2 separate regions of the Mus musculus genome follow, and region 2 is linked to region 1. Evidence: chromatin loops called from intact Hi-C (ENCODE). Cell type or tissue: left cerebral cortex. All regions are shown on one strand. Links, peaks and the distances in the headings refer to the core of each region. The heading gives the core; the rest is flanking DNA.

Region 1 (15,886 bases), core at 2,891-10,890:
AAGTGGCTTAAAAACATTACAGTCTGAGTTTCTCACCTGGCCATCAATAGATTTGATTTACTTTGGCCACAAAGCTCTCTTCTCCCATTGTGTACCCTTTGTTTCAGCTTTAATGCACTCCTAAATGCTAATGAAAGCACAGTATAGACTGTTTATTCTTAATTTGTTCAATCTGGTTGATTAAACACATGACTAAATGGGTATTAACAATTGAAGTGATAGTTATTATAATAGAAAGTTACATTATTATTATATTATTATTATTATTATTATTATTATTATTATTATTATTATTATTATTTGCACAGCACATAAGAAACAAATACTGAAGAATGACAGTTCCCAAAGGATATACAAAAGTTGATCCATGGGAAGGAAACTGTAGTAAGGAGTTTATATATTATTTACACCATTATAACACTAGGTAATGATCAGTTATTCCACGTTTCAAAAATATAGACTAGAAGGTTTTGGTTGTTTTTACCTCAAAGGGATTATAGGTGTATGGATATGTGAGTGTGTGTGTATGAGATTATATATTAATATATGTATTAATATTATATACAAATATTATATAATATATTAATATCTGAAATATGATATACATTATATTAAAGCATTGCACTGAGCTATAAAGTACCTCACATATATGAAGAATGTTGTTCATAAATATCATGTAAAAAATCTAAAACAAAGAAAATAAACTGACTACATCTATGGGAGCTCAGACTATAGGACAGAGCAGTTGACTGAACTTGTCAGGAGAAACTACAGTATCTTACAGTATCCTTCACAGAATTTTTCCGTGACCAGATCATGCTATATATTAAATAATCAATTTTAAAATAGTTGGGAATGTAAGCAGATCATGTAAAACCATGGAATGTTTATTAAATAATTTTTATATTCTGACTGGATGAGGGATAATATTGACCTTGATAAATGTGGTAATTAAATTTATTTTAGAAAGATCACCTGGTAAGCATCCAGTGAGTGGTACAAGAATGAATAAGATAGAAGAATTGGAGATCTATAGAAGTCAGAAACAATGGTGACTGGACTGAGGCAGGTGGGCAAGAAGTTCTTTAATGCTTATTTTGCACTCTGATATCTATAAAACAGAAGCCATGGAATTTTGATGATGACACATTTGTCCTGCATACACAGAAGAATTCCTGCAACACATGAAGTTTGAGTTTATGAATTAGAAAGTTGGAAAATATTATAAACAAAAATGTACCAACAAAACAGGAAATGTGATTGACTGGTGAAAGATCATTTCTCCACCAGAGAAATGAGCCAATATAAGCCAGATTTGAGCAGACAATGGCAGGTTGACTGAGGAGCAGTTCTCAAGGCGGTTCTCTGGTTCCAAAGAAAGAGGCCAGGGGAATTGTCATGGGAAGGAAGACAGATGGGAGAGGGGAGAGAAAGCACACATAAAGAGGAAGAAGAGAGGAGGAGAGAAAAGAGAAGGAAGGAGAGACCACACTATGTAGATTATATAGGAAAGAGTCTCTGGGGGAGGGGAAGCCTAGCCCCTAAGCTGGAAAGTTCAGGATAGAGGAGAAGGGATGCCAGGTACAGACTGAGGGATGCTTGGAGAACCTGGCTGCCAGGTCTCTTTGATATGTCAGATATGCACTTCAACCAGTTGTCTTAGGTCTGAAACCCAGCAACGGGGAATGGGAATAGTATAAGCGCAATTAATGCTTTATTCTGTGCAAAGAAAGCACGTAGTTGATACTGTTAATAACAGAAATAATCACTGAAAAAATAAAACAGGAAAATAAGTAGAATTAGTGTGTAAGAAGATACTGCAGTTTTGTATATATTGCCTTTAAGAGAATTGAAGTGCTCAGGCATATTCCATGTGTATGTAAGTATGTACTTGTGTGTGCACACACATATCTATGTGTGGATTTCAGAGGTTATTGCTAAGTTTTCCTCAGGAAATGTACACTGTGGTTTTGACACAGTTTCTCTCTGAGACACAGTTTTTATTATTCTTTCAGTACCATACTCTGAAAAAAAAATCACTCTAGAAAAGACTATGTCAGTTTGTAGAGATGCTTATAAAAGCCTTGAAATTTGAATTTGAATATATCTGAAACATACTGACAAAAGAGGAGAGGCAATACCACCACAGGAGAAAGTTGTTAGAAAGTTACAAGAAGAGTTAATGCCACATATTCACAGGTTGGCAGTTTTGATAGGGAAAAAGTTTTTTTTTTTTTTTCCAGAACATATGATGAAAATCAATAAAATTTGGAAAACGGGCTATTCCCTAACTGGAAAACATATAAGATCTGGAGTTAAAAATGAAAATTGTGGAATTGAAAAGGTAGGTTTGGATTTAAGGATTTATTTCTGGCTACTATGAAGGTACTGAACGAATAAACAGGCACTATTACCAGTCACTTTTGGGTGACCAGGAAAGCAGCAGGTGGCTAAAAAAATCTAAAAAGAGGGTTTGGGTGCACTTCATTTCTTTGGTTCTAGGACCACAGAAGGTACGGATCCTTTAAGCGTTTGGTAGCTGGCTATTTTCATTTCTCTCTCTCTCTCTCTCTCTCTCTCTCTCTCTCTCTCTCTCTCTCTCTCTCTCTCTCTCTCTCATATAATATATAAATGGAACCTAATTTTTATGATGTAAATTAGTTGATTCATGAGAATTGCCAAGTATTAATGTCCCCTCAAACCTCAATGTTAAGTCAATAATTCATAGCCATATGTGAGACTTACATTCATTCATACAATCAACACATATATAACAGCAGCTGCTAGGAAAACACTAAATCTTAACTGGTTTGCTTATTTAGTCTTTTCCACTTTTCAGTGTGCAAGTTACATTTTATTCACGACTTAAATTCTTAGTTTGACTTACTGATTGCTTATAAATCAGTAATTTTCAGTCTTTCTAAATATGTCAACACATAGCCTCATTATGTTCCTTTGACCAACCATGCTACTCATATTAGTCTTCACAAAAACCATTTCGAAGGCAGAAAACTTAATATACTAGGTCTCTGGTTGCAGAATCCTAAGGTGATCTCCAGTTATTCTCTAACTGCTTGGATCAGCTCATTGGAGTAATCTCTTTGAGTGAAGATGGCTCAGGACTTCCTTGTAATTGATAAAGGTTGAAAAGACAATGTGTTTTAGCTCCCCTTGGATAAATATTCTACTTACTTCCTATTGCCTCAAAAGAGCTTACACATTTACAAAAAAAAATTCACCTCCCTGATCATTGTGGCTGCTGCTTAGGTCCTCATATTTCTAAGATTGGGGTTCATTTTTCTCTGCTAAGACACTGTGACTTATTTTATGTGTTTGTCCTTTGTCATAGGCCGATCTGTCTTAAGACATCTGGGATACATGATTCCCCTTATTGTGCTTCCAATCAGATCTTTCTCACATCCTGTTTTATTCTTAATCAGAAAATATTTTCTTCTCTTACAATCCACTTTACTTAGATCACATGCACACATATAACCCTAAACGTCACCATTTCAAGGCCAACTGTGTTATGTAAAACTAATAATCACAAAAGTGACCTCAGCATATTTTAACCATAGATGTGAAGAGTGTGAAAATTGTGGAGCTAGGTTTAGAATTCTAGATCAAAGTTTAAATTTATAGATTATGGAACAATTACACTTAAGATCTGAAGAAAAATAAACAGGCTGTATGATGGAAAGCCCCTCACGACTGGGACTGTAGAGCACTCTCCAGGAACTAGGTGCAGTCTTTAGGGCATAAGTTAGGGGGAGTTGAACCCTCTGTCATGCATGCAGAAACACAAAAGGTGTCTGCTTACAAGCATAGATGACTGTTACAAGTGTGTATAGCCTGTCTCATACCCAAATTTCAACCTTGAGAAACCTTAAGCCAAGGACCCAGCAAACTGCACCTAGACTCATGATCCTCAGAAATGGCATAATTTGTTTAAAATCACCAAAGTAGGATAATTTTTTTCCTCAGGACTGGAGTAGCATGTGAGTTTTGTGTATATCCATCAGATGTGGGCAAACTTGGAATTGAAATCATAAGTCTGCAGCTTGACAGATCTGATGAAGGTATTTTCTCGATTAGTTTAAAACACCCAGAATTTATTTCTTACAAATTTCATCTTTCATTAAAAGCCAGGAAATGTTCACTGGGGGAGGTGGGTGCTGACTTTGTGCCTGGGAGAACTGCATGTTTCTAGAATTTTCATTCATTCATTTCCTTCAGGAGAACATTACTCAGTTGAATTAGCTTAGCATCTGCAATAACCTGAGAGAGACCCCAGGGCAACAGAATCCACAAAATCTGTGGCAATGAAGACATAAAACAGCTTGTTTCTTCCAAAGATTGGGTAATTCAATCACCATCTTCCAGAAGGCCACCAGCAGGAGAATGATAGAAATGACATATTTGCTGTTTGTGGAAGAAAAAAAAATGTAATTGGAAGGAAATAAGACAAGATGTTCACAGATAAAGGAGGAAATATCTTCTGGCTGAAAACACCGTGAGCTAGTTTACTCATATGCCAACAATAAATCTCTGTTTTCCTCATCACCCACGAAGATGGGCTACAATGAAATTTGAACCATTTTTGCATTCAGCAGAATGGTAGGTATTTACTTATTTATTGATAATGTCTAGAGATGGATCTATAAAGAATAAAGGTTAGTCACTTTAGCAGAACAAGCAGAACTGTTTATCATTTCACAAACCTAATAACTGATCTCCTAAGAACAGAGCTGAGTACTTGGGCTGCAATTATAACTCCACCCCATACATTCTGCCATTTAGCAGCAACTTCGATTTTGTGATTAGCAAGCAAACTGCCTAGCCTGTGCTTATTGGACTATACATTCTTGATGGGGCTTCAGTGCTTTGGTCTGTAAAATCTTTTACAGGCTGTATTCATCACAATTTCTTACCCAAAGTATGTTTTGACATCATGGAAGAATCAGTGTGAGGAACAAGATAAGGGTATTGTCTAATGCGATGTTTACACTCGAGTTGTTAAATCACGGCGGTTCTCGGTTAGGAAGATGAACAGCTCAGTTAACATGTTCCTGTGGACATGTTTGGACTTGTTCTGTTTCCCAGTGCCTATTAAAAATAGAGCATATTTGTGAAAACCTAAAGTTAAAATAGTTTTGTATAGTTTGTAAAAGGTAGGGATTACAACAGGCTGATTATAGTTGTACGTTTGGCAGAGAAAAGTGTGCATGTAAAAAAAAGGAATATTAAAAAATAACATGACGTGTTACTAAAGGAACAGAAAACCTTGCATGGGAGTTGACCTATATTATATGTAATGTCCACTTGAATGACATTTTGGAGTTTGCCAAGCAAGATTCTGTATACTAACTGTGATGGGACTTTCTGCTCCATAAAACCCTTTAAGGCAAGCCAGTGTGCAACTTGAAAGTTGATATTGTTCGGTTCTTTTCACTTAATATATATTTAAAAATAATATTCAAAAGAAACTTCATGACCTAATGTCTGTATCTTTTCAGGAGTAAAAATTTGACTGACCTCACTTCAGCGAGAGGGAAGGCACGTTGCTGAGTAATGCAGTTTAAAAAATTACACATGTAACAATCAGTTTTCAAGACTACAGCTTCTATGACAAATAAATATATATTTCTTCCTAGTTCTAAAGGTTTAAACTCTGAAATAATTGTGTCCTTGTGGTTATTTTTCATGATATGCTCTATTGCTTAACGGTTGCTAGCTTCCCTCTTCACCATGTCTCTCAATGTGTCTCTGTGTCCAAGTTTTGTTCTACAAATAAGCCACTCGTCTTGTATCAGGACTTGCTGTAATGAGCATACTTGATCATCTATGAAAACACTCTTTTTCCAAAGAATGTTGCATTTAGAGTTCCGGAGTTTTAATTTTTTTAGCACTTGAAGCTTGGAAGCAAATATTTAGCTCATAACAAAATACTCTATTATCTTTCACATAACTCAACTAAAATTAAAAAATTTCATAAGTATATCATATATATTCAGAGTTAAATGGTAAATAATCACAAAAATATAATTGGAACCTATTGCTTCCTAGTCTGTCAATAATATTTTTATTTTTTTAGATCCCTATTGTATGTCATACATGTGTACATAGAGAATATTCTTTATAGGAAGAATTAAAATATACAAATGTGTATAAAAAGATGAGAAGTCATTAACTAAATTACAAAATATTAATGATTTTAATGCATGATTTCTTATTTTTAAACTACAATTTGCATCCAGTTGTTTACAGCTTCTAATGCGTATGTGACATACAGGAAGACAGGTAAGATTCAGACTTCCAGATCTTCCCATGTTGAAACTAGGATTCCAAGTGTTAATTTTAAAGATCCTTTTCTGCAAATCCAAATGTTGATAATACTGCAAAACCAGTTTATGATAATAATTACTCTAGCTCTAGTTTGGCCATTTTAAGGGAACAGAAAGTGAACACAATAATAATAATGGAATCTACATGATACAAAGTATCATGATGTAATTGATACTTAAGGAAAAGTATCAAAATTATTAGAAGTTTATATAAATAAGTTAACAGAGAAGAAGAAAGTTCTTATTCTGTTGACATAGCATTTTTAAACACCTTTTCAGACATTCACTTTGTGTGTTCTTGTTAAGTTTGGGATTTTCACTGCTACTATAGTTGCCTTTCTGCACACATTATTTCAGTCAGTGGAATCTCTTTTTCTTTGTTACTATGACTTTACACTTGAGCTTCCTTGATTCTATATGTTTTCATCAAGGTCCTTAGCATCCATGTTAGGGAATTCATGGCATCCATGGAAATCATTTCTACAAGTTTACAGTATTTATATGCTCATCTAAATTTGTCTCACTAGATTTGCTTTGATCTGAAGTGTGATGTCTACAAAACACTGGCTTCTGGCCTCATGCCTTATTTTTCTCCTCTGAGATAAGGACTTGTCTCCAGCTGAGCTAAGCTATATGGTGGGAAGGTTTTTATAGTTCTTCAATCCTGGCAAAAACAGAACAGCTTCAGAGTTAAATCTAAACTGTGAAGTCTCTTCCTATGCACAGATGTCATAGATTTAATTATATCTCCTTTGATAACAAAGCAAATGTCTCCTCTAACCATTACCTTGTAGAGTTTTGTTGTCTCAGTACAGGAGGCTTATAATCAAAACATCTGTGACATGCTAGTCCTTTGTATTTTTAATGAATTCGTTTAGGTAAAGCAGACTACAACTGATTGGCACGTGAACGTTAACCAGCCTTATCCCTTTACTTGAGTTTCATGAGTGACCAGCCATTCTTTCTTAAAGCTTTTAGAGACATGGACTTCTAAACAACTTATTGTGTAGACTAAATTCTTATCCTTGAATTTTACAGATTTGGGTCCAAATATTTCCAAGAAATGTCAAAAGCTTTTTATTACTTGGTAGACCTAAGAACTTCCTTTCTGTCTGAGTAAATGTCTTTTGTACACAAGTGTAAACACATTTTCATGGCTCTTCCCATTTTCTATCTCAGTAAAAAAAAAAAATTAAACTGTTTAATTTAGTGAACTGACTTGTTTAATGCTATTAGTTTCAGGTGCAAAAAGACTGCTTACATTTGTTCACTACGTGGGTTTGCATATGGTAATTTATGTTAATAAGTGCTCTTTTGCAACTAGGAATTGAGAAACACAAAATAATTCTGTGCAGAGTGACATTTTTTTTCTTTTTAATCCTAATTCTAGTCACTCCACAGGACCCTAGAGTAGGAGAAACAGATTTTTCTTTGAAGATTCATGTTGAAACTAAATAGACCAGCGGGAGAAGAATATGAGACTTCTGCCAGTGGCATTGAACATTTCAGACTACCTTCAACATGAAAAACCTCATTCTAGAGACTGTGTGTATTAGTCAGATTTCTATCATAGAGGCAAAACACTTGAGCAAAAACTAAAAGGAGGAAATCACAGCTGTTTCATGGTTCCAGAGATTTTAGTTCATGCTTAGCCGGCCACACTGTCATTGGTTTGCCACATAGTGAAACAAATTAGTTTAGCTCATGGCTGAAAGAGGTAAGTACAGAAACATAACAAACAAAATAACAAACAAACAACAACAACAAAAATAAATAAAATCAGGGCTAATGACAAGATACAAGTCCACAATTCATGTCCCTGTAGACCCAGTTCTTTGAAGTACAGTGTGCCTTTAAATATTTTCAAGAATCTAAATTACGAACCTAAAAATGGATAAACTTATTGATGGACCCAGACTCTTCAATACAGACATATACTCATGAAACCATGGGTACAATCAAAAGCTAATTAATTCAACTATCCTGAAGGTCTGGTTCAGACACTGCAATTAATGCCTGCCTGCTTACCAACCAGAGAAAATGTCTGTTTGCTTATTTGCCACACGTTTTTGATCAGCTTGTTTCAAAGTCATTTTTTCCTTAATTGTCCATTCAAATATTTTATTTATCCTGTTTTTTTCTTTCTAATCACTTTAAAATTACTCTCTATTATTCCAGATATAAGACGTTGGTCAGGTACGGAGTTTAACATATTATTTATTAAGTCACGCTTATTAGTCTTTTTTAACAACTTTATTGATCATGTCTGACTAAAGAAAATTCATTTTGAAACATCCGATTAGTTAAGCCTATGCTCAGTCTATTCACCTGAACCTACAGATGCCTAACAGGCAGGTGTGGCCATGTTAGGATATAAAATACCATGTATGAGTTCCTTAGTGACCTTAATGGTATCAGATATAATATAATCAGATATAATGTTCATGCCCTTGGAGTTAAAATAACAGTCTTGATTTACTGTTTTAGTAACTATGGAAAATAGCCATTTCAATGTGGCTTTCCTATTATGCTATGTTTTTCTTTACTGATCAATAATATGTTTGAGGTTTTTATTTCAACATTACAATTACTTCTGAGATTATTTTATAATTATTTTTCTCCATCATCTATCGTTCCTCCATATATACATACCACTCTCTTTCCATTAATTTTTATTGCAGACATTTATGTATAAACATATATATCCCAAAATATAGCTTGTTCTTGACTTCACTCTGCATCAAAGAAACTTCTCTTTTAAACAGATGGCAACCACTACAGAAAAATCAAAACAAATCAAGATGCAGAGCTGTGAAGTCCAGCCTCAACAAATACTTCTACAAAACAGTTCCATACCCATTGCTTCATGGACATTTTGGAAGAGATTTTAAAGTATGGAGGATCAGAAAGTTTGTTGTAAAACTGTGTCTCCCAGTAATATCAAAAGCTAGACTTTTTTTTATTAGATATTTTCTTTATATACATTTCAAATTTCAAATGCTATCCTGAAAGTTCCCTATACCCTCTCCCCTCCCTGCTCCCGTACCCACCTACTCCCACTTCTTGGCTTTGGCTTCCCCCTGTACTGGGGCATATAAAGTTTGCAATACCAAGGGGCCTCTCTTCCCAGTGATGGCTGACTAGACTATCTTCTGCTACATATGCAGTTAGAGACATGAGCTCTGGAGGTACTGGTTAGTTCATATTGTTGTTCCACCTATAGGGTTGTAGATCCCTTCAGCTCTGGTGCTTTCTCTAGCTTCTGCATTGCGGGCCCTGTGTTCCATCTTATAGATGACTGTGAGCATCTACTTCTGTATTTGCCAGGCACTGGCATAGCCTCATATGAGACAGCTATACCAGGGTCCCTTCATCAAAATCTTTCTGGCATATGCAATAGTGTCTGGGTTTGGTGGCTGATTATGGGACAGATCCCTGAGTGGGGTAGTCTCTGGATAGTCCATCCTTTTGTCTTAGCTCCAAACTTTGTCTTTGTAACTCCTTTCATGAGTATTTTGTTCCCTATTCTAAGGAGGAATGAAGTATCCACCCATTGGTCTTCCCTCTTTATTTTCTTGTGTTTTGCAAATTGTATCTTGGGTGTTCTATGTTTCTGGGTTAATATCCACTTATCAGTGAGTGCATATCTAATGACTTATTTTGTGATTGGGTTACCTCACTAAGGATGATATCCTCCAGATACGTCCATTTGTCCAAGAATTTTATAAATTCATTGTTTTTTAATAGCTGAGTAGTACTCCATTGTGAAAATGTACCACATTTTCTATATCCATTCTTCTGTTGAGGGACATCTGGGTTCTTTCCAGCTTCTGGCTAGAAACTAGAATTTCAAAGTCTCACCAATATGTCAATTACTAATTAAAGAGTCACACTGATTCATATTTTAACTATAACTAATTTTATTATCTGGTGTCCATCTTCATTTTTTAACACTAATATGGTGTCTGATAATGTTTTCAGTCACTACACATCACTGTAAATACTTCTTTCCATAGTATTTGTAACACCTATGCAGTCCCTTTTGCAATACATTCAAACCAAAAAAAAAACAAAGAGAAAGGAATAGACCACATCACGCACTTGACAAGGTTCAGCTGTTTCAAAATTGCACCACCTTCAACTAATGGCTTCTAGATACAACATTTAGATTGATTTGGAAAATTAGCATAGGTAATCATTGGTAATAAGTACTATGTTAATGAATTTCATCTCCATGTTGATTTTGGTTTTTATAGTGTTTTCCCCCAACAGGTGATGGAGTTTTGTCTATGACAAATATTTATCGGCAAAATTACCTGTAGATCAAGATTTTTAAATTTTGTTTCGTTTTTAGTATCCTTTTTGCTTTACTGTTCATTGCAGGAATTAATGTCCTCTCTTCCCTGACTCCAGACCCAATCAACTCATGCATGAAAATGAGGTCAGCTCTATATATGGTTACCATTTTTATTTGCTTTGGGTCATCAATGAATCATGCTGTACTCAGGGAAGCCGAGCCTTCTCTCATCTAAGCATGTATAATGATCTTAATGAAGGTTCTGTGAATATCCTATGAACTCTTCTCTTAGTCGCTATATACCCACAATATTTGTTAACTCAGGTTGCTTTGTTTTACTCCACTCAGCATTGTAGATAATTTATTGATTGAACTCAGATTAGCTGAAAATTTAAAATGTCTATCCCAGATCATTTGCATAGAAATAACAGTGAATAACTGCTCACACAGATTTCTTCCTTGAAATGGGAGACATTTATTGATTTAAAATCATGAGAGTTGAAATTATAAATTTTTAGAACAAATCGGCATTTTTCCATTGTGTAAATGAACCACGTTTTCCATATCCATTCTTCTGCATGGGGTATCCAGGTTGTTTCAAGCTTCTGGCTATCACAAACAAGGCTGCTATGAACATAGTGGAACACGTGCCCCTGTGTCATGGTAGGGCATCTTTTGGGTATATTCCCAAGAGTGGTATAGCTGAGTCTTCAGATAGATCTATTTCCAATTTTCCGAGGAACCTCCAGATTGATTTCCAGAGTAGTTGCACTAGTTTACAATCCCACCAGCAATGGAGGAGTGTTCCTCTTTCTCCACATCCTCTCCAACATGTGTTTTCACCTGAGGTTTTGATCTTATTCATTCTGATTTTGGGTCATTTTGATTTGCATTTCTCTGTTCACTAAGTACTTTGAACATTTCTTTATGTGCTCCTCAGCCATTCGAGAGTCTTCAGTTGTGAATTATTAGTTTAATTAATTATTTTTTCCTCTTCTGTTCCTTGTCAGTTTGATTATTGTTTTGCTCTTAGTTCTTATCTGCCAATTCCTAGACACTTTGCAGAAGGCTTCAGCCAGAGAAGCTTATCTGACTCTTCAGTTTTGAACGTAGTCTGGGCTTTACATAAAAATGATTTCTGATGGAGTTATTAAAGAGCTAGGAAACAATGTGTTATAAGCTCTGTCTTTTGAGGTTACTGAGGTGGGAAGAATAATGATGAATACTGAAACTGAGATCTTGTCCATGCTAAGGCAGTTTTCTAACACTGAGGTGCATAGCCCAATCAGAAAGGAGTATTGCTTGTATTATTTTGTGGAAAGTTAAGTGGAGCATAAATGGGAACTCAAAAAAAAAAAAACCACCCTCAAAATCAAAAACAAAACAAAACAAAACAAAACCCCAACTAATCTAGAAAGCAAGCTATACAATTATAAAAATGACTGTAAAAGAGGATGGAAAGTTTGCAAATGAAGAAATTCAAAGGGTTACTAAATACTAAAAAAAATGTTCAACATCTTTAATTATCAGGACAGTATAGATTTAAACTGTTTTAAGATTCCACACACATTGTTGTTGGGAGTGTAAACTAGTCCAGACACATCAGAACAAAAGTTTCTAAAAATTGACAAAAATTGGTCTAATATATGATACTTTGCTATATGATCTGATATACTACTCCTAGACATATTATTAAAAGACTATATCTTATTGTAGAGACTTTTTTTACATCTAATTCACAGAGGTTCAATTCACAATTCAGGAAATGATATCAACATGGATGTCCATCAATAATAGGATAATGAAAGTGTAGCAGAGATGCAATGTAGAGGAAAAAAAACAATTTATGAAGATTTGTATTGTTCCTAATGTAACAATGCAAAGCTGTGTTACCTTTCAAATTGCTAAGAATAAGAGACTATGAGTTCTCATTAGGTCAATTATATAAATCCTAACCTGGCAAGGTTGACTGTACAGAACAAAGAGATATAGAACGAAAGCTAGAGCCAGAGGATTGGAAGAAAGGCTAAGTAATGCTGTCTTTTGGACACAAGATGGCTATCATATCACCTGTATAACATCTATACAACATTAAGTGACCTAAAATTCTCTGCTTGGCATTGTGGCTGGGGTAAAGCTTAGGAGACCTCAACTCTACATAACTATGGTGTTTCTGGGGAAGAGCACACCAAACGTTTGATCACCCAATATCAAATATTCAGGAAGAAGAATGCACATACAAGTGATATACAGACTGATCAGGTTATATTTAAGCATTTAGGGATATGTATGCTTATATGCACACATATATGTACTTAACACTATAAAAGAAGTTATGAGTTTGAAAGAGAGCAAGGAGGAATATATGGAAGGGTTTGGAGGGAGGAAAGTGAAGGAGGGAATGATGTAATTATGATGCAGAAAAAAAGGAAATAAAGGTACTTCCCACTTGGATTGGAGAGAGTCTTCTAAGTCTCCATTCCCACCTAAGGAGCTATAGTACATTGATGGCTTTTGGAGAGTGGAGAGTGAGTTTTCTGTGAGGATGTGGATACTGGTAAGTTCTCCATATTCCAATGAATGAATCCATATCCATGTACACTTGGGTAGCACTAACTGGACTCAGTGGATTAAAAATAAATAATCTATGCATACTTGTGTGGTTAAGTGTGATCTCTTAGTCTTTTTCTCTAGTCATCTCTGTCATTCTATTTCAGACTGTATGGACTCTTCCTCTAAATAGTATCAAAAAATAAACTCTTTCTTTTGAAGGAACGCTCTTTGAGAGATAATGAGAATTAGATAAGACACAGAAGGTAGAATCTTAATGACTGATATAGACTTTGTAAATGAAGGTAGAGAGATCAGATGTACGTATGTGTAGGAAGAATAGCAGGCCTCACTGACAAAGTGGTGGCCACCTCTGCATAAAGGTAGGGGGCTGTGTAGCTGCAGAGGCAACTCCCACATGAGGAAATAATTGAAGACTGTCTGAGAGCTTAAAGATTGGTGACACAGATAATATCAGCCAACCAGGAACTGCCACTTGGAAGACATGCTTACTCTGAATGAATGGAATGAGTGGAGGGTATAAAGGGCAACCCCTGATTAATAAATGAGCTTGCTACAGCATTTTCTCCTGCCCCCAAACTCTGAATGGTTGACTCCATGCCACCTCATCTGCAATACCAAAGGGCGAGTACCATCCAGTGTCGGGTGGTCTGGGATAGAGCATCACATATGGACACTCCTTATCTCTTATGTTGTAGTCTCTATGATTTTGGGACTCTACCAAGGTAAATCATCACCAGATGTAGCCAAATGACCCTAGGTAGCCATTTTATTAAACTTTTTAGTCTGTAGAATATGTATCGGGAACATAGATAAATACCTATAGATTTTATATCTTATATAGAAAATATAACTCTAGTATTTAATTTTGTTATTATTCTAGTGTGAGAGCAAAAAAAAGATGAATTAAAGAAAGAAAGAAAGAAAGAAAGAAAGAAAGAAAGAAAGAAAGAAAGAATTTGTAGATTTCATAACACTTGTTCTTCCAGAGATTTTACTATCGACCTTTTCCTATGAGACACTAGTGGAGACTTGGGAGGAGATCTGAGTGATCTGCTCATAAGAGTGGGGACAACTTACAGTTGTTTTGTTTCTGTTCCCTTGGCCATATATTTCAATTACATGTTGTGACTTCATACTGCTACTTTCTGGATCTCACATCCTAAAGTTTATGTGTAGACATGTGGTTCTATTCCACATGAGCAAGAAATAACAATAAATTATTCCTGTCAAAACAGAATTCAAACAATAATTAAACATAGCTATTGTGTAGATTTATTTTGGGGCATCTCTGGAGTCTCTGTCCCTAACTAGCAGGGTTAAGTTGTAGTGGTCCAAATTGGTGACTTTTGATGAATGTCACATATATGATTGCTTTCCTTTGTTGATTTTTTTACAACTCTACAATTGTTTTCTTTGATAAACTTATAAAACTATTTGCATTGAATCTTTTCTATGCGAGGAAATATGTGAGTTTATCTTTCTGTGTTCTTAGAATTTTTTTTAAGATAAAATCACCTTTGGCTAGTGGTTTTGCTCTGCAAGTAATTTTCTGTATGCTTCTTATAATCTTGAATGTTTCCTTTGTCTTCTTTTGTTCAATTGGTTTTTACAATAAAATCTTGCCAAATATCTATGGTTTTAGAAGTTTATTTTCAATATATGGCTCCATTGTTCAATAGAGAGTATGTGTTCACCAAGATATTGAAAATCAATCTGGTAGAAGAAAACCACATGGTTCCTTGTATAAAGACATCAAAGCAACCTACCTAGCTTTTTTCTTATCTATAATGAGGATTGCCCTTTCTACAAGAAGCAGCATAACAGGAAAAAAAAAGAGAGAGAAAAAGATGCAAGGGGGAATTCACAGAAGGAAATGTTCAACTCCACACTAACCCTCCTGATGTGTGATGTGCATTTTGCATTCACATATGATAAGGCAATGACACCTATATTATTTCTTCAGCATGCTGCCAAATCCCACAGCATGTAGTTGGAAAAAAATTATAGCTTTACTTTAGCATCTGAGAATAATTTTGAGCATCGTGCTAGTGTTAGGATAGCCTCTGCATTTACAAATGTGCCCAAATGTCACTATAGATCTTTTGAGTTCAAAAGTTGAGCTTACTGGTACTTAAAGAAAGACCTTTCCAAAACACTAGCAAACATCAAACAATCGTACATTGATTCAGTTTAAACTGAATCTTGAACTATAACATGTTAATCAATGTGAGATTTTTCTTGGTCAGCTGACACCACAGCACAGCATCAGTGATAGTGTGGATCCCAAGTTGGGCTCGTCCCTGGCTGGCCATTCCTTTAGACTCTGTTCCATCCCCCCTGCCCAAACTTCTTTTAGACAGGAACAGTTGTGGTTCAAAATTTTGTGGGTGAGTTGATGTCCCCATCCCTGTATAGAAAATGATAAAACACAGATTTTAGTATGTAACAAAAATGCAAAAATATCTAATTTTAAAATTCATGTGTGCAAGCTTTGAGATTCTGTCTAGGCATACTATATGCATGAAAAATCCCATGCTGAGTTAATGTCCCCAAATTTTTACTCTCTTCCAGTTGTCTGATTCAAAATTACTTTTTTCTTTTGTGTTCATTTTAAATCTGGCTTTATGTAATTACTGTCCAGATAATTCATAATATAATACTTGTTCAAATA
Region 2 (15,886 bases), core at 2,542-10,541, 54 kb after region 1:
CACTTTGTTTCATGGTTGACATTTTGACCTTGACTTTATTTCCATACTGTACTTCTCTAGTATATTTCCCCACCAATCTGAATTATCTCAGTTCTTTTTTTTTTTGTTTTTGTTTTGTTTTTGAGGCCAGTGTTTTTTGTTTTGCTACTGTATGGAATTTTCTTTATTAACAAGAGTGGGTGATGAGGATACAGCTACATTGGTGTAGAATTTGTCTGGGATATGTGATGCTTTACATTCAATCTCCAAATAAATAGAAATGTTAAAAGAACGAGAAAGAGAGAGAGAGAGAGAGAGGGAGAGAGAGAGAGAGAGAGAGAGAGAGAGAATGAGTTAGCTTATCTTGTAGCTCTTATAGATCCTACAAAGTTATTTCAGATGCAGGCTTCTATTGACACTCAAGAAAGATTGACTGTAGATACTCTGGATCAAAGGGCACAAGAACTTTTTTTACTGTTTCTTTTTTTTTTAATTAGGTATTTATTTCATTTACATTTCCAATGCTATCCCAAAAGTTCCCCACATGCTCCCCAACCCACTCCCCCACCCACCCATTCCCACTTCTTGGCCCTGGTGTTCCCCTGTACTGAGGCAGATAAAGTTTGCACTACCAATGGGCCTCTCTTTCCACTGATGGCCGACTAGGCCATCTTCTGATACATATGCAGCTGGAGACACTAGCTCTGGGGGGTATTGGGTAGTTCATATTGTTGTTCTACCTATAGCGTTGCAGATACCTTTAGCTCCTTGGTTACTTTATCTAGCTCCTTCATTGGGGGCCCTGTGATCCAACCAATAGCTGACTGTGAGCACCCACTTCTGTGTTTGCTAGGCCTTGGCATAGTCTCACAAGAGACAGCTATATCTGGGTCCTTTCAGCAAAATCTTGCTAGTGTATGCAATGGTGTCAGTGTTTGGAGGTTGATTATGGGATGGATCACCGGATATGGAAGTCTCTAGATGGTCCATCCTTTTGTTTCAGCTCCAAACTGTGTCTCTGTAACTCCTTCCATGGGTGTTTTGTTCCCAATTCTAAAAAGGGGCAAGTTTGGTCTTCATTCTTCTTGAGTTTCATGTGTTTAGCAAGTTGTATCTTATATCTTGGGTATTCAAAGTTTCTGGGCTAATATCCACTTATCAATGAGTACATATTGTGTGAGTTCTTTTGTGATTGGTTTACCTCATTCAGGATGATGCCCTCCAGGTCCATCCATTTGCCTAGGAATTTCATAAATTCATTCTTTTTTTATTATGTAATTTCCTCAATTACATTTCCAGTGCTATCCCAAAAGTCCCTGATATACTCCCCCCCACTTTCCTACCCACCCATTCCCATTTGTTTTGGCCCTGGCATTCCCCTGTACTGGGGCATATAAAGTTTGTGTGTCCAATGGGCTTCTCTTTCCAGTGATGGCCGACTAGGCCATCTTTTGATACATATGTAGCTAGAGTCAAGAGCTCCGGGGTACTGGTTAGTTCATAATGTTGTTTCACCTATAGAGTTGCAGATACCTTTAGCTCCTTGGGTACTTTCTCTAGCTCCTCCATTGGGAGCCCTGTGATCCATCCAATAGCTGACTGTGAGCATCCACTTCTGTGTTTGCTAGGCCCCGGCATAGTCTCACAGGAGACAGCTATATCTGGGTCCTTTCAGCAAAATCTTGCTAGTGTATGCAATGGTGTCAGCATTTGGAAGCTGATTATGGGGTGGATCCCTGGATATGGCAGTCTCTAGATGGTCCATCCTTTTGTCACAGCTCCAAACTTTGTCTCTGTAACTCCTTCCATGGGTGTTTTGTTCCCAATTCTAAGAAGGGGCACAGTGTCCACATTTTGGTCTTCATTCTTCTAGAGTTTCCTGTGTTTAGCAGATTGTATCTTATATCTTGGGTATCCTAAGTTTGGGGCTAATATCCACTTACCAGTGAGTACATATTGTGTGAGTTCCTTTGTGATTGGGTTACCTCACTCAGGATGATGCCCTCCAGGTCCATCCATTTGCCTAGAAATTTCATAAATTCATTCTTTTTAGTAGCTGAATAGTCCTCCATTGTGTAAATGTACCACATTTTCTGTATCCATCCCTCTGTTGAGGGGCATCTGGGTTCTTTGCAGCTCCTGGCTATTATAAATAAGGCTGCTATGAACATAGTGGAGCATGTGTCCTTCATACCGGTTGGAACATCTTCGTGATATATGCCCAGGAGAGGTATTGCTGGATCCTCTGGTAGTACTATGTCCAAAGATCTCAGAAGATGGAAAGATCTTCCATGCCCATGGATTGGCAGGATCAACATTGTAAAAATGACTACCTTGCCAAAATCAATCTACAGATTCAATGCAATCCCCATCAAAATTCCAATTCAATTCTTCAACGAATTAGAAAGAGCAATCTGCAAATTCATCTGGAATAACAAAAAAACTAGGATAGCAAAAACTCTTCTCAAGGATAAAATAACCTCTGGTGGAATCACCATCCCTGACCTAAAGCTTTACTACAGAGTAATTGTGATAAAACCTGCATGGTACTGGTTTAGTGACAGACAAGTAGACCAATGGAATAGAATTGAAGACCCAGAAATGAACCTACACACCTATGGTCACTTGATCTTCGACAAGGGAGCTAAAACCATCCAGTGGAAGAAAGACAGCATTTTCAACACTTGGTGCTGGCACAACTGGTTGTTATCATGTAGAAGAATGCGAATCGATCCATTCCTATCTCCTTGTACTAAGGTCAAATCTAAGTGGATCAAGGAACTTCACATAAAACCAGAGACACTGAAACTTATAGAGGAGAAAGTGGGGAAAAGCCTCGAAGATATGGGCATAGGGGAAAAATTCCTGAATAGAACAACAATGGCTTGTGCTGTAAGATCGAGAATTGACAAATGGGACCTCATGAAACTGCAAAGCTTCTGCAAGGCAAAAGATACTGTCAATAAGACAAAAAGACCACCAACAGATTGAGAAAGTATCTTTACCTATCCTAAACCAGATAGGGGACTAATATTCAATATATATAAAGAACTCAAGAAGTTGGACTCCAGAAAATCAAATAACCCCATTAAAAAATGGGGCTCAGAACTGAACAAAGAATTCTCACCTGAGGAATACTGAATGGCAGAGAAGCACCTGAAAAACTGTTCAGCATCCTTAATCATCAGGGAAATGCAAATCAAAACAACCCTGAGATTCCACCTCACACCAGTCAGAATGGCTAAGATGAAAAATTCAGGTGACAGCAGATGCTGGCGAGGATGTGTAGAAAGAGGAACACTCCTCCATTGTTGGTGGGATTGCAAGCTTGTACAACCATTCTAGAAATCAGTCTGGTGGTTCCTTAGAAAATTCATTCTTTTTAATAGCTAAGTAATACTCCATTGTGTAAGTTTACCACATTTTATACACTTCATTTTTTTCCTTTAATACTTTAAATTATATCGATTACTCTTAATGCTTAATACAAAGTAAAAATCAAGTAAATATTTGTTATATTGCATCAATAAAAAGAAACAAGAGGTGTATACTTAGTTCATAGTTGGGTGAATTTGTGGAAGTAGAACCCACAAGTACAGAAGGCATAATGTTGAACATAATACTTTTCCTGAGACATATATATGTTATCGACTAATGTGAGACATTTTTTTCCCATCTCTTCTCAGCTTCAATGCTTGATGAGAAAGCCTGGTTATAAAGCAATGTGAATTTTAACTAAAAACACTGGTTCTTCAGGTTATTTACAATTGTGATTTAAAATGATAAAGGGAATTCCTGAGAACTCTTTTGACCATTTAGAAAAAAAATGCAGTATTTTTGTAATCAAGCCTGCCTCCCCTCTCATTGATGTCAAATAAGGCCATTCTCTGCTACATATGTACATGGAGTCTCTCTCTATATATACTCTTTGGTTTGTGGTTTAACACCTGGGAGCTATTGGGTAATCTGGGTAGTTTGGTATTGTTTTTTTTTATGGGGTTACAATCCCCTTAGGGTCTTCAGTCTTTCCCTTAGTTCTTCTATTTGGGTCCCAGGGCTCAGTACAATGGTTGGCTGTAAGTATCTTCAGCATTTTCAATTCATTCAGGTGAAGAAATAAGGAGAGATCTTACTTCAGGCCCTGTCCTGTGGTAGACTTTCTTGCGAGTTGCAACATATACATCAGTCATCCCAGTAAGGGAACCCACATCAGACCAAGTAATGATTGGACCACTGTCCATCTTGGTGAACCAATAAATTTGTATTGGAGTTACTAAAAGGACTATTGGTAGAAGATACTTGCAGAATCAGGAATGACTCAAAAGCAGCCATTGCACTGGAAATACCTGGCCTAACATGAGTGACAATTCACAAAAGCTGCAACCCAGAGTTTGCCTACACAGTTGCAGGCAGCTCAATTGAAACCCTCTTCTCTACAGGTTGGTGAGCTAGAGTGACCTCCCTTGGATGCTGTTTCTCCTTATTTACTTTGCTGGAAAAGGGTCTTGAGACTCTTCCAATCATCTGTTCTCCCAGACTTCTGACCTTCTGTGTACTTTCTGAGTCTCAAGAACCTCCTCCTCCCTCCTGCAGAAAATGTCATATAACTGGCATTTAATCAGAAACAGAAAATATGTTAATTCAAAAAGCAATGATTCAAGGGTTGTGTTGAAATAAACTTAAATTGTTAAGCTGTTCTAGGAATAGTTTTCAGTAATTCATCATAATCATAAAAACCTTCAATCAGTAAAAACATGAAAGAATTTTATACAGAATTTCTGAAGGCTTTCTAAGCCAGGGTGATGGTTCATGTGGTGATGGTTCATATATAACTCCTCACAGCGTGGCTGCTGCTTCTTAGTTATTAGTAAAATATATATGCACTAACAATTACTGAAAAAAAGAAATGGTGAATTAGAAGGAGCGAGGGGAATAGCATATGGAAACTTCAAAAGAAGAAAATGAATGGAGAAATGTTATAATTGCCCTTTATTCTCAAAAATAAAATTAAAGATGTTTTAGTATTCTTCTAATATAAAGCTATTTTCTTAAATTAATTTCAAGCTTCAGCAATAATGCAGGCAGGGGAAATATTTTCTTTTCAAACAAACTAAAAGTGACAATTACTCAGTAGGGTATTTGCCACCTGGTGCAAATACTGAACCATGGTCCTTCTCTCTAATGTTATTCAGCAATAAGTAAGCATCATCTACTTGCAAAAGGTCAAGTGCACTATTAATTAAAATCTAATTTACTGCTTAAGAATTCTGTATAGCTAGTTGACTTCCAATAATTCTTGATTTACTAGGTCTAACATGTCTTTCGTTCTGGTTGTTATTATTATTATGGGCATGTTTATCATAACATCTGTAGAAAATGAAGTGCATGTAGAAATGAAAGCCCATAGATTTTTTTAAAGTCGTCATTCTAAGCATTAGATAAAATGAATTATTTTCAGCATCACGAATTCAGCACATTCAAAAATGGTTGAGTCTCAGTTGATGTTAAGAATGTCTTTCTAAAACTTGCTCCATTTTCATTCTTTCCAGATTTTGTCATCAAGTTTCTCAACAATATTGTTGTTGATTTATTTCTCAAAAACTATTTTCAATTGTTTAATCTTTAATTATTTGTGTATGTATATATCTTTCTGTGCATATGTGTGTGAGAGTGCAGCTACCTGTGTAGTCCAGAAAGTCTTCTTTTCCCTGGTTCTGCTGTTGCAGGCAGCTGGAAGCTGCCCAGTGTTGGTGGGTCCTCTCCAAGAACACTTTTTCTCAACTGCTGAAGTCATCTCTTCCATCTCTTCAGAATTGTTTTAAATCTTATTATAACCTCTTGTTTCACACTTGAGTACATTTATATAAAGAAACAAATTTATTTCTAGCAATTAATCTTCCTGCCTAACATTAGATTCCTAACATTCATGTATTACACAGACTCTGGAGCCTGTTAGGCTGTCCAAGAATTAGATGCAGACACCAACATCTTGTAACTGTCTTTAAAAGTAGAGCATATTCCAGGACACCCTCAAGTGTGAAACTGGAGATTGTAGTTATCACATTGACTATGTTTATATCACTTGGAACTGTAGACATGATTTGGGCTAGAGAGATGTCTTTGCTACTAAGTACATGAACATCTTTTCCAGTGCATCCAAGTTACATTCTCAACACCCACACAACCACCTATAGCTCGAGTTCCAGATGATCTATTTCTGCATACTGGCTTCTACATGCACTGCACAAACATTGTGCACTTTGCACTTGCAAACATGCAGGCAAGGTACTCCACTTCCATTGATAAAATTGAAAACATTAATAAAATATTTTGTAAAAGATCTCCAGAGGTAGTAGAAGACTGGCTGTGAAATTTGGAATTCAGGCTCCTGTCAGCAAGCACTTCTTGGCATCCACTATAGTGTCTGTATTTGGTGTCTGTAAATGGGATGGATCCCCAGGTGGGGCAGTCTCTGGATGGCCTTTCTTTCAGTCACTGCTCCACATTTTGTCTCTGTATTTCCTTTAGACAAGAACAATTCTGGGTTAAAAAATTGGAGACTAGTGGGTGGCCACATCCCCAACTGGGAGCCTTGCATAATTTCTGGATATGGTCTCCGCAGCTTCTCCCTCCCAAGCATCCCATCCAGGAGCATTCCTCTTCCGGAGAGGAACTTCTTGGAAGTTATTCTCCCATCGTTTTCCCTCTGATGATAGATTTCATTGCTAGGGGAGGGACAAGCTGAATACTTGCTACATTTGTCCATGGTTCCTTTTGCTGCTAGTGAATAATCAGAAGATACTGGAAATCAATCATGCACCATGACATCTTTGAATTTTATGTGTATCAGTAGTGAAATCTCATACTTAATGGTTAAATAAAGGATTAATTGAAAGCCACATGGCTATTCAGCAAGTGAGTCAAATATCAAATCTCAGAAGCTCATCTCCAGATGCCACACACTTCACTTCTTTCAGGTAAGAAGTCAACTTCCTACCTCAGAAATTAGCATTTAGTAAACTCTGCTTTCATGATTGGTCCTCTGTCTAGAGCACACACAGAGAAAGAAAGAATAAAAGGAAAGCATTTACTAGATAGCTTCTCATCAAGAAATGTATCTGGGCTGAAACCAGTAGTACATTCAAGTTAAAAATGGCTTATTTTTTATACTTCCTACACACAGCTGTCATATTCATACTCAATGCTAGCTGTATTAAACACGCAGTCTTTGGCAGAAAAATGCCTTGATTATATACATTGTACGTTTTATGAAGACACTTTTAAAATTGAAAACACTTGCAAACCAACTCTCCTCTCATGTCTAGATATCCTAGGCAGAAATTCCACAAAAATATGGAAATGTCTATTCCAAGAAATTTCAAGACCACAAATCCTCACACTATTTAACAGCAGAATAGTTTTCAAGGGCATAAGATACTTAGGCCAATATATCCAAGAAGTTATTTTAAATAATTTGTAATTTTTGCAAATTAGTGCTTTGTGCGAGTCTATTCTGAGTGATAACTTCCTTTATATTGATACTGCATCAGAAAATTATTCTTTTATTATTATTTATTTTTTAAAATATTTTTTATTACATATTTTCCTCAATTACATTTCCAATGCTATCCCAAAAGTCCCTCACACCCTCCCTCTTCTTTAAGCTTCCATATTTCTCATGGAGAACTAATGAGCACTCTAAAACATAAAAAAGATACTTTACTGGAGAACATGACGATGTTTTAGTCTACCCCAACCTCTTGAACTATGCCAGGATACATTTCATTTCCTTTAGCCACCAGGAGGAGCCTGGTAAAGCAAAAGACACATCCTTTTTTCTTTTGTGTGCCTCTGGCTTACCAGGTGACTGTGGGTCCTTCCCTTCATGGCTTTTATTTCTCTAAGAAGCTTACCTGAAATCCTGGGATCAGAACACATTAATGGGCTTCTCTCTATGCGTTCTTGTCCATTCCTTGATGATGCCTTTTTTTCATTCATTTTTAATTGGAAGTCTTTTGTTTTCTGTATCAAACCCATTGTATCAAACCCATTCTTAGATTTTTTTGTACCCATCTAAGTGAGTTATTCAATGGTGCCCAACTCTTTTTAATTCCTTAATAATTTTATTATTCAAACATACATGGTAATACCTTTCGTGTGTGTGTGTGTGTGTGTGTGTGTGTGTGTGTGTGTGTGTATGTGTGTGTGATGATATTAAAACACCCATGTCTAGGCATGGTATCCTTTCAGAGCTTAACTTCTACAAATTATATCATCTAGTAACATCAGGGATTCCTGATATGACATTCATACTAAGGCTGTGTTCTTGAAATTATAGGGGAATTTTCTTCAGAAATTGCTTCTACGGACAACAGCATTAGCATCCACCTAGGTGCTAGAGCTACACAGTCAAGCTTCATTTTTTTATGTTTATTATTACTCTACAACCACAGATTTTCACTCTTTTGTATGCTTTCAGAATTTCAATTCAGGCCTTCATTTTTACTTTGATTAATAAAAAAGTCACCCTGATTTGTATTCAAGACTTCATTATGTCATTTTCATCTAGTCAGTTTTCCAAATGATTAACAGACCAAACTTTTAAGATTATGAATCTGGATTCACTCAGTTTCTGTTCGTTGCCTAAGTTTGAAATGATTTTATTCAAGGATCCTGGTCAATCAGCTGCTGAAAACAAATTAACCGACTGCATAATTTTACTGAACATAAAATTTAGTTTAAAAGTAAGAATATGAGACTCAACAGTATTATATATCTACTTCATTTATATGACTTGAAATTTTTACTCAACATTTTTTAATATTAAACATAATTGAAGTATTGAAAATATTATGGTTCTACCAAATGATATAAAATTATAACTAACTAAATAGAAAACTGATAACCTAGTTTTGAACAGTTTTGGGTTTGTTATAAAATATTATGTATATAATTTTTTGAAAAAGATGTATATTGAGTTTACAGAAAATACAAAATGATAAATAGGAAGTAAAAACATTTTGTCTTTTTATTAACAGATGATTTTCTGTTTTGTTCTTGGTATTAGTTCATGACCTTCAGACAACTATATCCCATACAAAACTGTTTTAAATCTAGTTGAGCTTTTTATAAATTACCCAATTCTATTTTCTTTCTTCTAGTTAAAAAAATACAGATTATTCTGAATATTTGTTCTCTTTTTACAATTGCAGGTAACAGGCAGAAATATCTACTAATAGCTTCCATCTTCTTACAGCAAATAAAGCTATAACTACCGTTATGTATCACTGAAGGATTTTGTACACTAAAACTGCAACAACATTCAGAGGTTTGACTTTTAGGAAAATACACAATGTGTCCTTGTGCATTTGTTCTTTGATGCTCTGAAAGGTTGCCAAGAGTTTATTTTTTCAGGCAAATCACTACTCCATATGGGAAAGTAAGTGTATACTCCAATGTATCCCTGCCATGACTGATGGAAGAGATGGCATCTGTCGCCAACAAATCTTTGTAATGTTTTCATGTAGTGTCCATTCAACTGCTGAATGCACCACTGCACAGCTTGAAGCTCATAATGGCTGCCAAAAGTTTCACTGACTTGTTATAGCCTTTGTCTCCCAGAGATATTTCTCCTCTAGATTATTCAGTTCAGAAACTGGACTGTCTTTTTTTTTTTTTCTAGACAGATCAGAACTGCTCCCTCTGATGGCTTATATTTCCTCTTTCAGAGGGGGCTATATCTCAGAGAGACATCCTTATTAAAGATGGAATTATAGTTTCAGCCAAATATATTTTCAAGCTCAGATAAGTTGTAGATAAAAGCAGTCGAGTAAAAAGAGCATGACTCATCCATTAGATGCAAAATTTTATTAGCTGAAAATTTTCAGTTTCTGAATATTTGACAATTTGAGGTTTTCTTGCTTATAAATCAAACAGCTTTTAACACGTAGGACAGCTCAGTACCTAAAGGCGGTTTTTCAAACATTACAAACAAGATGGTAGTTTTCTCTCACAGAAGACTATCATCCCTCTGAGCCTACTTTCTACTTCCTGAGATATATAACTACAGCAGCGTTCAAGGTTTTGAGGATTAGGGATGAGATGCTGAGGTGTGCCTGAGACTTTTGTCACACATTTTAAAGAAAGCTCTATTTTGAATCACAAACATCCTGTCTCATACAGAAAAAGCTTTGACAGTTTCTTTGTGACAGTAGAACTTATTTCCTTAGAACATTATATCTAATTAATAGACAGAGACATATACTCTTTCGTAGGAGAAGGAAAGTTTGACTGAACAATGCCAGCGGGTTATAAAAGGTGTTCAGTCTTAATCTTGATAAGAGAAATGATTGAACCAGATCTTCATGTTTATTTCAATGTGAAAACTTTTGTTGAGTTCCATGGTAAAAATCTAATTCTATGAAGTCTCTTTTATCAGCCTCATTTATTAGAAAACAGCCATTTTCATAGATGATTGAGTGTATAAACTTATTTTTCAGTTTTTAATCCTACATATATGGGTGTTTTGCATCCATGTATGTCTGAGCTGGACATACACTTGGATGGTGCACATGGAGGACAGAGAAGAACATTGAACTTCCTGTACCTGGAATTACACAAGACTTTCCGTTGTCAAATGCAAGGAATTGAATGCCAGGCCTCTGGTAAGGCAACACAGTTTCTTGACTGCCAAGTCATCTTTTCAGACTTGGGACATTAACATACCTTGAAGCACCCTTTTTTTCTCCATGTTCCCCATTGCAGCTCAACTCTTTGGATTTTAATCCCAAGGCACTTTGTAAGAGGTGACAACATCAATATTGCTCTTTCAGTTCAATTTTCTCATAAACTATTTTAAATTTAAGATAAAACTGTTTTTTTGTTAGTTTGTTTGTTTTTAATTCTCAAACTTTTCATTTGAGCTGAGAGGTTGACCATTCACCTACCATACTCAAGGGTCTCAGTTTTCTAAAAAGCACTGAAAATAATTAACTTATTTAATTTATTAATCTTTTTTGTTTTATCTTATGGGTAGGGAAAATAATAAGACATATAATATATCTGAATGTATGTGTGAATAATACTATAAGTACTAATTGTTATATTCATGAATACACACACACAGACACATACACACACTATATATATATTATATATAAGATCAAGGAGACTCCTGAGGATGGATATTAAAAAGTTTAAACCAATAGATAGTATACATTCTTCTTTAATAATATTGCAAAGAAAGTAGGGAGAGCTGATGAGGTTTGACAAAAATGTCGCCCATAGGCTCACGCCTATGAAAACTCAGTGTTCCCTTGGTAGTACTATTTGGGGAGGTTTCTGAGATGTGATGTTAGTAAAGATAATGTGACACTTTGGCAAGGCTTTGAGAGTGTATAGTCTCACAGTTTTAGTTTGCTGCTTCTGCTAGTGTTTGCACAAGCAGGTGAGGATATGAGATTTCACATTTCTGCTCCTTCCAGCATGCCTGCCAGGTGCCATGTGTCCTTCTCATGATGGACTCTTACCCCCAGGAGCTATAAGCCTAAAGAATAGCTCTTTTAAGGTGTTTTGTTCATGATATATCCTACAAACATGAAGATAACTAATACTTTTACTGGATATTTATATGAATTTCTGTCTTTCCTACATACACTTTTTTGTTATAATAATCAATTAACCCACCTTCACATTTGCATATTCTCTTTATATACATAGGAGATTTAAAATGTGTAACTTAGTGGCAGTTTATTTCTACTCAAGAAGAGCAACAAAAAACTTTACTTTGGATCTGGACTGTCCAATAAACACACAAAAAATTACTGAACTAAATGTTTAAAAGCAATATTCATTGCTGATAGTTATGAAAAAGTTTCTTTAGATCTGTAGATCTGAGTGCCTGAAATGCAGTATCATATTTAATGTTTATAGATGTCTATTATCAGTCTTCGGAGATTTCATTTCAGTAAGTTTTAAAATGATAAGGATTTGGGAAATCAATAAGCTTAATATATATTCTCAGTTTCTTTCTTCATTTCCTTTGCTTAATACGTATGCAGAGAACAGATGTTATGTTTCCTTTTTTTTCATCTCACTATAAAATCCTGGTTAATTACTTATGTTGGAGAAATTCTTTCAAATAACAATTTGTAGATTTAAAATTTATAATTCAATTTATATATTTATTTAGATAGATAGATATTAGCATAGATATGTTTTTTTTTTCTTTAAAACAAGATAAATTTTGTTTCTCTCATCTTAACTCTAATCTCAGTATTATGGACAATACTGGCTTATCAAATGTTTTAAAGACAATTTAATTGAAATCCTATAAGACACTCTAACATACTGGACTGTGAAAAATTTTAGTGCCAACAAGTAGTGTTGAAGTGTTAATTTGAGTTTATTTTTATCACTCTAATTCACACACTCAATAATTTACACTTTCTTTAAAGCCAATGCAAGGTAAAGCATGCTAGGCCTTGACTCAATACAAGGGTGATAGCTACCTGGACGTAGAGCAAAGTCTTCCTCCAAGCTACCTGGACGTAGAGCAAAGTCTTCCTCCAAGGAAAAGCATATCAACTGGTTATCCAATACTAAGTGGTCAGCCCTATATCATATATATAATATATAGCCCTATATGCATTCATATATATGTGTATATATGAATAATATTGTAAGTATTGATCAAGTTATATTCATGAATACACACACAAACACACACACATAATAACAATTAATGAAAAAGATGGCATGAATTTGCTTTCTTCTCCCTCGTAAGTAACACTGAGACATCCTCACTTGGGTCCTCCAGTTTGTTGACCTTTATGAGTGATGTGGTCTGTATCTTGGAGATTTGACACTTTTTTTTTGGCAGGGGGAGTTAATATCCACTTATGAGTGAGTACATATCATGAATGTCCCTTTTGGTCTGAGTTATCTCACTCAGGATGATACTTTCTAGTTCCATCCATTTGCCTGCAAATCTCAGGATACCCTTGTTCTTAATAGCTGAGTAGTAGTATTCCATTGTGTAAATGAACCACATTTTCTGTATCTATTCTTCTGTTGTGGGACATCTGGGTTGTTTCTAGCTTCTGACTATCACAAACAATGCTGTTATGAACATAGTGGAACATGTGTCCCTGTGGCATGGTGGGTCATATTTTGGGTATATTCCCAAGAGTAGTAGAGCTGGGTCTTCACATAGATCTATTTTCAGTTTTCTGTTGAACCTCCAGATTGATTTCTAAAGTGGTTGTACCAATTTGCAATTCCACCAGCAATGGAGGAGTGTTCCTATTTCTCTACATCCTCTCCAACATGTTCTGTCAGCTGAGGTTTTTATCTTAGCCATTCTGATTGTTGTAAGATGGAATCTCAGGGTCATTTTGATTTGAATTTCTCTGATCACAAAGGACTTTGAATATTTCTTTGGGTGTTTCTCAGCCAGTTGAGATTCCTCTGTTGTGAATTCTTGATTTAATTTTATACCCCAATCTTTGGCTTGTTTGTTTTTTGGTGGTTAGCTTCTTTAGTTCTCTCTATATATTGGATATTAGCCCTCTATCGGATGTGAGGTTAGTGAAGATTTTTTCCCAATCTGTAGGTTGCAGATTTGTCTTATTGGCTATGTCTTTTGTGTTACAGAAACTTTGCAGTTTCATGAGGTTCCATTTATCAATTCTTGATCTTAGAATATTAGCCATTGGAGTTCTGTTTAGGAAATTTTCCTCTGTGTCAACGAGTTCAAGGTTCTCTCCCACTTTCTCTTATATTAGATTTAGTGCATCAGGTTTTATGTTGAAGTCCTTGATCTACTAGGACTTGAGCATTATGCAAGGTGACAAATATATAATCCTTTTTTGACTGGTTTATTTCATTTGTCACAATGTTTCTGTATTTGTCTTTTTTGAATTACCAATTAATATTCTTTACTTTTTTGCCAAACACTCCATTATATTTATGTTACATTGTGTTAATGGGTTTCTTATTGTATCCTTCTGTAAATCAATTTCAACAATATAATGTAAAACATCTATACTCACAGCACCTACAATTGGGCTAGAGAGATGGCTCAGTGGGTACAACATTTATCATAAAATACTGAGAAACTGGAGTTTAGATAATAAGAATGCACATAAAATTTGGATGCATTCACACAGGATTCTGTAAAACCAATGATTTTTAGCACGAGATTAGAATCAAATATGGGTGAATTTCAGGAAGCTCATAGTTTGGATAACTTGGCATATGTAGCAAAGTGTAAGGCTGTAATTTCCTCTGATAACTACACAAAAGTTAGAGCATGTATGTGTCCCCATGTACAAACATACAGACACCCATGTCATGTACACATACATACACATAAATATTAGAACTATGTATACTGAATGTAAAATAAAACCTTAGAATTGAAGACTACAATTGTTGTTGTACCCAATGAATGGTACTCAAATTGATCCCAGTGGAGGTAATGCATTCCTTGCCTACCTGCCCCAATATTCTGGAACGAAATACACACACACACACACACACACACACACACACACACACACACACACACACACACGGCCTTTATATTTTGGTATGCCATAAACAGCTCAATGGCTGCAGCTTTCTTGAACTGTGTTCCCCCAAGACCTATATGACAGCTATGGTCTCTGCCTTCTCTACCTCTCAGTCATTTGGTCTCTTCTCCTTTCTAAGAATGGCAGCTCCTCTCCTACCTTATTCCTTGGTCCCTTGTCAGGCAATCTTCAAAGTCATGCTTCTCTTTCCTTGCCCATACCTTAGCCACTGGCAACTTTATTTACCAATCAAAATCAACTGAGGGCAGAGTCTCTCAGTCTTATATGTGGGACACTGTAAACAGGTTTTGGGGGAACCTAATTCAGATAAGAATACAAGCAGCTACATTTCTGTCTTTTTCTGTCCACTAAAAGGCTTTTCTCTCAGAAATACATTGAATATAATTATAACTGTTATATAAACTATAAGGTAGGATATGCATTAATAATGTCCAGTCCAACAAAATTGGCAATTTAGGTACATTACTTTAACATTTATCCTAATTTAAAGAGTTTCATATCTGAACTATGTTTTGATTTTAATTTGTATTACCATCTGAAAACCTTCCTCTTAAATCTAGATCATGTTCTTTAATGTTAAACAATTTAAGGTTGATTATAAGACTCCAACTAGACTTCAACCCTATCAGATCCAAGAATGAATTAAATGGTACCTTATTATATAGGTAGCACAAAAACATAGCTTTTAAAGTTTGAACAATTTGTCGAGACAGTTGCCTATCTGGGCAGTCCCCTATATTCCTTATAATATTGGAGCACCTGTCTTCAGCCTTCTGGCCCAAAACCATCGGTGGGAAAAATGGATCATACTAGGAAACTTAGGAGGTTGAACAGAGTTCAGATTTCTAGACACACAGATACACAACTGAGATGGTAGGTGGCTTCCTGTTCTCTGCCAGATTCCTGGCCAGGAACCTATACCTCAATTCCCACATATGGAAATGTGACCTGTGGTCATATAGCCCAACAGAGTTCTCCATGCTATTGAGTTACCAAGAGACCCGGGAGTTTAACCAATAAGCTTCCCTTGTTGGACATTCCTCCTTGCAAAAAGTATTTACTTTGTCCACCTAGAGGAGGTGGTTTGCATCCATTTTCTATGATGATCAGTCAATAAAGAATATGGATAAACAAGGACTGCCTCTTTCATCGAGAACCATAGGGATCATGGAGAAGGCCTTTGCCTATAGAGCCACAATCTAAGTCTGCCATAGAAGGCCTCTCTTCACTCCCTGACAACCACCACCAAGCTAAGGACAATCACCTGATGAACTGAGCCAGAGCTCCCATTTCCCTGTTCCAGGGCTGGTCAC

What was found. Hi-C counts contacts between places; a loop is a spot of excess contacts. Peaks named below come from ENCODE experiments on the same cell type or tissue, not always from the same donor. Only the 100,000 strongest peaks of a DNase experiment are listed, where the experiment ranks them.
Region 2: it touches region 1 in a loop (6-fold over the local background); 2 of 42 quality-filtered maps call a loop at or near these places.

What each region holds. Positions count from the first base shown.
Region 1 is chr16:62,174,276-62,190,161 of GRCm38, reverse strand. No RefSeq gene overlaps it. Among named protein-coding and RNA genes, the nearest start is that of Gm33797, 170 kb to the left of the region's middle. In left cerebral cortex, for the core only: no CTCF peak of the experiment used is centred there; DNase peaks (open chromatin) are centred at 6,951 and 7,807.
Region 2 is chr16:62,119,611-62,135,496 of GRCm38, reverse strand. No RefSeq gene overlaps it. Among named protein-coding and RNA genes, the nearest start is that of Gm33797, 230 kb to the left of the region's middle. In left cerebral cortex, for the core only: no CTCF peak of the experiment used is centred there; DNase peaks (open chromatin) are centred at 6,091, 6,540 and 7,169.